2 separate regions of the Mus musculus genome follow, and region 2 is linked to region 1. Evidence: chromatin loops called from intact Hi-C (ENCODE). Cell type or tissue: gastrocnemius. All regions are shown on one strand. Each heading gives the region's core, and the rest is flanking DNA. Links, peaks and the distances in the headings are about the cores only. Region 1 overlaps Asap2 (ArfGAP with SH3 domain, ankyrin repeat and PH domain 2). Region 2 has its middle 35 kb from the start of Asap2.

Evidence for each region. Peaks named below come from ENCODE experiments on the same cell type or tissue, not always from the same donor. Only the 100,000 strongest peaks of a DNase experiment are listed, where the experiment ranks them.
Region 2: a loop joins it to region 1, with 7 times the contacts of the local background. A loop is called at or near these places in 8 of 42 quality-filtered maps.

The regions. Positions count from the first base shown.
Region 1 is chr12:21,226,652-21,229,570 of GRCm38, forward strand. Asap2 (ArfGAP with SH3 domain, ankyrin repeat and PH domain 2) reads left to right here. Exons shown (of 29, transcript NM_001135192.1): 14 at 2,588-2,636; 15 at 2,723-2,889. Among named protein-coding and RNA genes, the nearest start is that of Gm40855, 23 kb to the right of the region's middle. In gastrocnemius, for the core only: a CTCF peak has its summit at 1,269 (motif pointing left); DNase peaks (open chromatin) are centred at 532, 757 and 1,031; H3K27ac peaks cover 1,268 bases.
Region 2 is chr12:21,074,817-21,077,735 of GRCm38, forward strand. No RefSeq gene overlaps it. Among named protein-coding and RNA genes, the nearest start is that of Asap2, 35 kb to the right of the region's middle. In gastrocnemius, for the core only: a CTCF peak has its summit at 1,126 (motif pointing right); a DNase peak (open chromatin) is centred at 1,131.

The sequences.
Region 1 (2,919 bases), core at 155-2,654:
GCAGATGCAGAACACTAGTTATGTTGAAAACCTGTCTCACCCACTACTCCTGCTTGGTCTTCAAGGGGCAAAATTAATTCCAGTCCTACCCAGTTTTCAACTCAGCAGATGTTCAAAGTATCTAATACCTCTGGGAACATCTGGTGGGAATGCTTTCTGCAGAGCTGCCGGGGCTTAAGCTCATGTAGAGACCTGAAATGCACGGGCTAAAGCTCTGATGCTAGTGCTGTCCTGAGAAGGTGGGAAGGGTCGGGGGTGGGGACTGGCTCATTTAGCACCCTATTCCCTCTGCCTCCTGACTAGTGGAGCAAATGCCATCAAATGTCCTTGATTTTAACATAGTTGTTGGGAAATCAAAGATGAACCCAATGCCAGGCCAAGAGACAGCAGGCCTGTGAGAATGTAGCTGCTCCCCAGGAGTCATCCTTCTCCTCACTGATCATTCTGTATTGAATCTGCTGAGAGGATGACAGGCTGGCTGGCTGCCTTGAGCTCCTGCCTGCAAGGCCCGCCCCCACTGTTATCTCCCGCTCCCAAACAGGGGCTTCCCATTCTGATCTAGAGGGAACGTGTTCCTCTAGGGGGATCTGTCTGCAGTAAAGCCAGCCCTTTGGGACCTGTCCAGTCTTGTGCCCTCAGGCACACTCTTGAGCCATTGTCTTTGAGCCACACAGGCACCCTAGGAAGGACTGTGGTTAGAATTATGAGATAACTTGGCCAGTCTCCCAGACAGGATAGAGCTCAGAGGGCCTTGGTGGCATGCCTTTCTACAGCCCCAAACGCTTCTCTTGTGGCAGAAGCTCATGGAAACTGCCCTGGTCTAGGTGGCTTTCCAGAGAGCCTGCAGAGAGGGCGTTATTATTGGGACACTTTGTACAGAATGACCTCCCATTTCTCCAGTGCCCAGTGGGATTACTGGCAGAATTAGTCAGCAGATGACAAAGCCACACCCAACCTGGCTGTAAAGTAGCTCAGTGTGGGCCCAGGACACTGACATGCCCTCCAGTCACAGCTTCCTGAGAACTCTGAGGTCCACTTGGCAAGCTCCCAGCTAGAACTGTGGACCTGCCCCTCTGGCCGTCTTCCTAGGAGGCTGGGTGGGGCTGTGAGGTGCCTGGGAGAAGAAGGTGGCCATGCCTCTTTGCTCACTTCAGTCTGCTGCAATCCAGTATTTGTCTAACTTGAAGTAGTTCTCTTTGCCTGTTCCTCTCTTTGGTGACAGATAGATTGTAAACAAGTGATGTCTGACTCCCCCTGGTGTTAAGATTTTAAAGAAACAAAACCTCTGCTCTGAGCCTCACTTGTGTCTGCACTTGACCCCTCTTGATACTTGGCCCCAATTAGACGGCCCATCAAGAGTCTTTCTAAGACAAGGAGTGAAAACTACTACTGCAGAGCTGTCTACTCATTATATTTTCAAAAGCATTTATTTGTGTGTGTGTGTGTGTGTGTGTGTGTGTGTGTGTGTGTGTGTGTATTTGCACATGTTCATGTGTTCGTGTATGTGTGTACATGTGCGTGTGTTTATGCATGTGTACCCGTGTGCATGCATGCGTGTGTGAGTGTGTGTGTGTGTGTATATGTCAGTACAATTTAGCCAGTATGTATTACTAGAGAAATCCGCATTGAGGAAGGACGCAGGCTTGGTGCTGTGAAATGGTACTCAGAATGTATCCATTTCCCACTCCTGTCCTTGTCCTGGTGCTCTGATCCCTCCAGGCCCCATGTCGCATTTAGATTATAGTTAGTCATGGCTCCTAGGGGTCCAGTTTCTACAGTCATCCCTTGCCCATGTTGACCTTTGTACGTTTTGAAGACTGCTGTCCAGTTTTGTTATGAGATGTCTGCCAAGCTAGGTTTCTCCTGTGGTACCTCAGGACTTAGCTGAGGTTGTTCATTTTGGCAAGAATAGCACAGAAATTAAGCTGCCCCTCATCCACCCCTCCTGGGAACACGGCCCCTGAAAGCACTTGTAAGACACTGCAAGTACCTGATGCACAGCGCGACACTTCCTCTTATACCGTTATTCATCTAGCTGTGCTTGTGACATAGGACTCTCAGGGTGTGGCTTTAGAATTTCTGATATAGTATTAGTTCTTTTCTAAGGAAGCCAGAAAATGTCTAAGATGTGTTTTCCAGAAAAGGCTCTTGTTCGTCAGGGGGCATTAGCCAAGCCTTTAGTCTTATCACTCAGGAAGCAGAGGCAGGCAAATCTCTTGTGAGTTCAAAGCTAGCCTGGTCTGCATAAAGAGACAGTACCTCAAAAAGTGAGATAGGGAAGGCTCTTATCAAAGGACTTGAACAGTTCCTTTTTGGGGATGTCTCTTTAAAGAGATTATAGAAATTCTCTGGAAATGGCATCTTTTAGACTAGAAAGGGGCAGGTTGTTAGATTTGTATTATAAAGTCACAATGACTGAAGTCAGCACACACATGCAAGCAGGCAGGCAGGCACACACACATGCATGGCACGCACATGTCCCAAGGGCTGCTTGGCTTTATACATTAATCTGGCAGAGAGCACACATTATTTATTCTTGAGGTAAATACACCCAGCTGCTCAGTGATAAGTCTCCCTTGCTGTGCAGATGACAGGACGTACCACTTCCAAGCGGAAGACGAACAAGAATGTCAGATGTAAGTGCTGTGGGTGGGGCTGGAAGCAGGGGTGGGAGTGGGTGTGTTCGCCCAGCTGACGCCCAGCACTGCTGCTGTTTGCCCAGATGGATGTCTGTACTGCAGAACAGCAAGGAAGAAGCTCTGAACAACGCCTTTAAGGGTGATGACAACACTGGAGAAAATAACATCGTCCAAGAGCTGACCAAGGAGATCATCTCGGAGGTGCAGAGGATGACGGGCAATGACGTGTGCTGCGACTGTGGGGCACCAGGTGACCCGGGACAGCCCCAACCCCAGCTCT
Region 2 (2,919 bases), core at 180-2,679, 150 kb before region 1:
CTCCCAACCAAGTGTAAGCCCAGCTCCAGGAAACCAACCAACTCTTTACCTACCATGGGCACTGCACTCAATTGAATTCATGTGTATACACACACCCACCCGGCTCATCTGGAACTGGAGTTACCATGGTTGTGAGCAGGTGCTGGGAATCAAACCTGGGTCCTCTGTAAGAAAAACAAGGACTTTCATTGATCCATCTCTCTTGTCCTGGAGAGCTTGTTGGTTTTTGTATGTTTGTCTGGATTTCTTGTTGTAGTCTTTGTGTTTGTTTTTTTGGTTGTGTGTTTGGTTAGTTAGTTGGATTTTGGTTTTTCAAGACAGGGTTTTTCTGTGTAGCCCTGGCTGTCTTGAAACTTGCTCTGTAGACCAGACTGGACTTGAACTCAGAGATATGTCTGCCTCTTCCCCACACTCCAAGTACTGGGAATAAAGGTGAGAGGGCAGCCACAACCATCACCACAGCCTGGCTGAAAAAGCTTGTCTTTTATCTGCATGCTCAGGTGCATTCTTTAGTTTTCTTAGTTTATTTAGTTTTCTTTAGGTTCTTTCATTTTCAGGTTAGACTTAACTTTCTGTCTTTAGGGCCCAGTCCCCTGAGGTGCCGGGAGTAAAGCCCTGCCAATGCAAGACATTTTTCAGTTGATTCACGATAAAACTAAACCATCTCTGTTCATCTGCTCCCCACCTCCTCGAGTTATTGCTGATCTCCCTGACACCCATACAGTCATGTGTGGATCCACGGAGGATAACCTCCCTCCAGTATTAGCTGAACACAGCTCTTCATGGTCCCCAAATGCCAATAAAAGCAACATCTAACTCACTGAACTACTTTGCTTCCTATTGCTGTGTTAAACGCTATGATCAGAAGCAACTTGGGGAGGAATGATTTCATTTCATTTGGCAGCTCACAGTCCATTATGAATGAAAAGAAGGCAGAAACTCAAGCAGGCCAGGGACCAAGAGGCAGGAATTGAAGCAGAGACCATGGAGGAGGGCTGCTTATGGTCTTGCTCCTCACAATGTGCTCAGCTTGCTTTTTTTAGAGACTATTTATTTTTAGCGTATGTATGTATGTATTTACTTATTGCTTGTCTGCATAAGATGTACATGCTATGTTCAAAGCAGCCACGAGAGGGCTCCAGATTCCCTGAAACTGGGTCAACAAATGGTCGTGAGCCACCATGGGGATTCTGGAAGTTGAAACCAGGTCCTCTAGAAGAGCAGCCAGTGTTAACCACTGAGCCATCTCTCCATCTCCTCAGATAGTATTTTTTATACACACCAGTCCCACTAATCACAGTGACTGGGCGTTCCCACACATCAATCATTAATCAATAGAATGTCTCATAGACTTGCCTACAGGCCATCTGATAGAGGCATTTTCTCAATTCAAGTTCTCGCTTCTTAGATGACTCTAATGTTAAGCTGACAAAACCACTAACCAGCACACCCCCTATCAAACACCTAAGAGAATCCATTTTGTTTTACAGGTAAGCAAGCTGGAACCCCTACAGGGTGTTGCAACTCACCCAGCAACTCACCACAGACTAAATATCGATGGATGTCAGTACCGCAGACCCTCTTGGTCCCTTATCTGCGTAGAATGAGTCTCTGATACAGGTGGGCAATGAGTTGACAGGAATTGACAGACAGACTCAACACAAGGGAGTGTGGATCTGAATGTAATTTGTCAAATCGAGCATCAAACGTTTTATACAGAAGAAAATAGGGGAGTTGGGTGACACACAAAGCAAGGTACAAAGAGGTTACTGGATTCTTACGCAAAACAGAGGAATACAAACACGGAAGAACTGGCAGGAACCAACTGGGGTAAAACTCATTGTTAACAACTGGGATCAAAGACAGCTCCCACTAAGGTCCACTTAATCTTAGAAGCCAGGGGCAAGGGCTTCATGCCCTTGCCATAGATCCTACTCTAGTCTACTGTGTAGTCCACCTTCCCCTAGGCCATTGTAAATACTTGTTTGTGTATGGGTGTAACTCAGCTACCTATAGTTCTAAGTATCTACTCTGGTTCCTCTTTAGGTCACAAATTTCCTTCTTCCCAGATAATGGTAAATTTCTGAGAAGGGCAGTGACTTAGCAAGGTCTGATCAAGGACTGCCTAGAATCTAACTTAGTTATATGTCAAAATATCAATCCTTAGGAGCACTTGTAATAAAGCAATATTAAGGGAAAGCACACAGATCCGTTTATCAACTAAAGCAAGGGCATTGGAGCATTCTTTATACAGGAAACTACAGTTCAAGGAGACCTAGTTTCCGTGAACTTTTCGCCTCAGGATAGCGCCCAGGTTTTCAGGACCTATTGGGCTGGTCACTACTGGAGTGGATGTAGCATGTCAGAATGCCAGAATGTGTGTCTGTGGTACGGCTGACATCTTCTATCTGTCCAGTTGTCTGTCCGGTCTATCTAGCCACCTTTTCTAAGGTCCAAATCACAAGTTTCTTCCAGGCTACAAGGACTCTCTCTGATCACTGATTTGAGTATCCAGACTGAATCTGTCTCTGTCAAACAAGGAAAAACTGTTGACAGTTCCCTGTGCCTGAGGATGTAATAAACTCTGTAAGCCGAGTCAGATCCACCTAGTGGGAAACTAAATAGCTCTCCCTGGCTCCTGTTTGAACCTGGGGCTCAGGCACAGGAATGCAAAGAGAGGCCCACCCCCATGTCCCTCCTCAGGTGCCCTACCTGGCTGTTTCCTTCCTTCTAACTCAGGAGCACTGCTCCCCAGTCCCTTACTTCTCTAATCTTCCTTCCGGAGTGAACACAGTCAACACAGATTTTCACACTAAGACACATGACTCCCAGCCCTGATGTGAGCTAAGATCAGTTGAGTAGAATGCTGAAGAATATTCATGAGGCCTGGCAGGATGTCTTTAGTGGATAAAAAGGCTT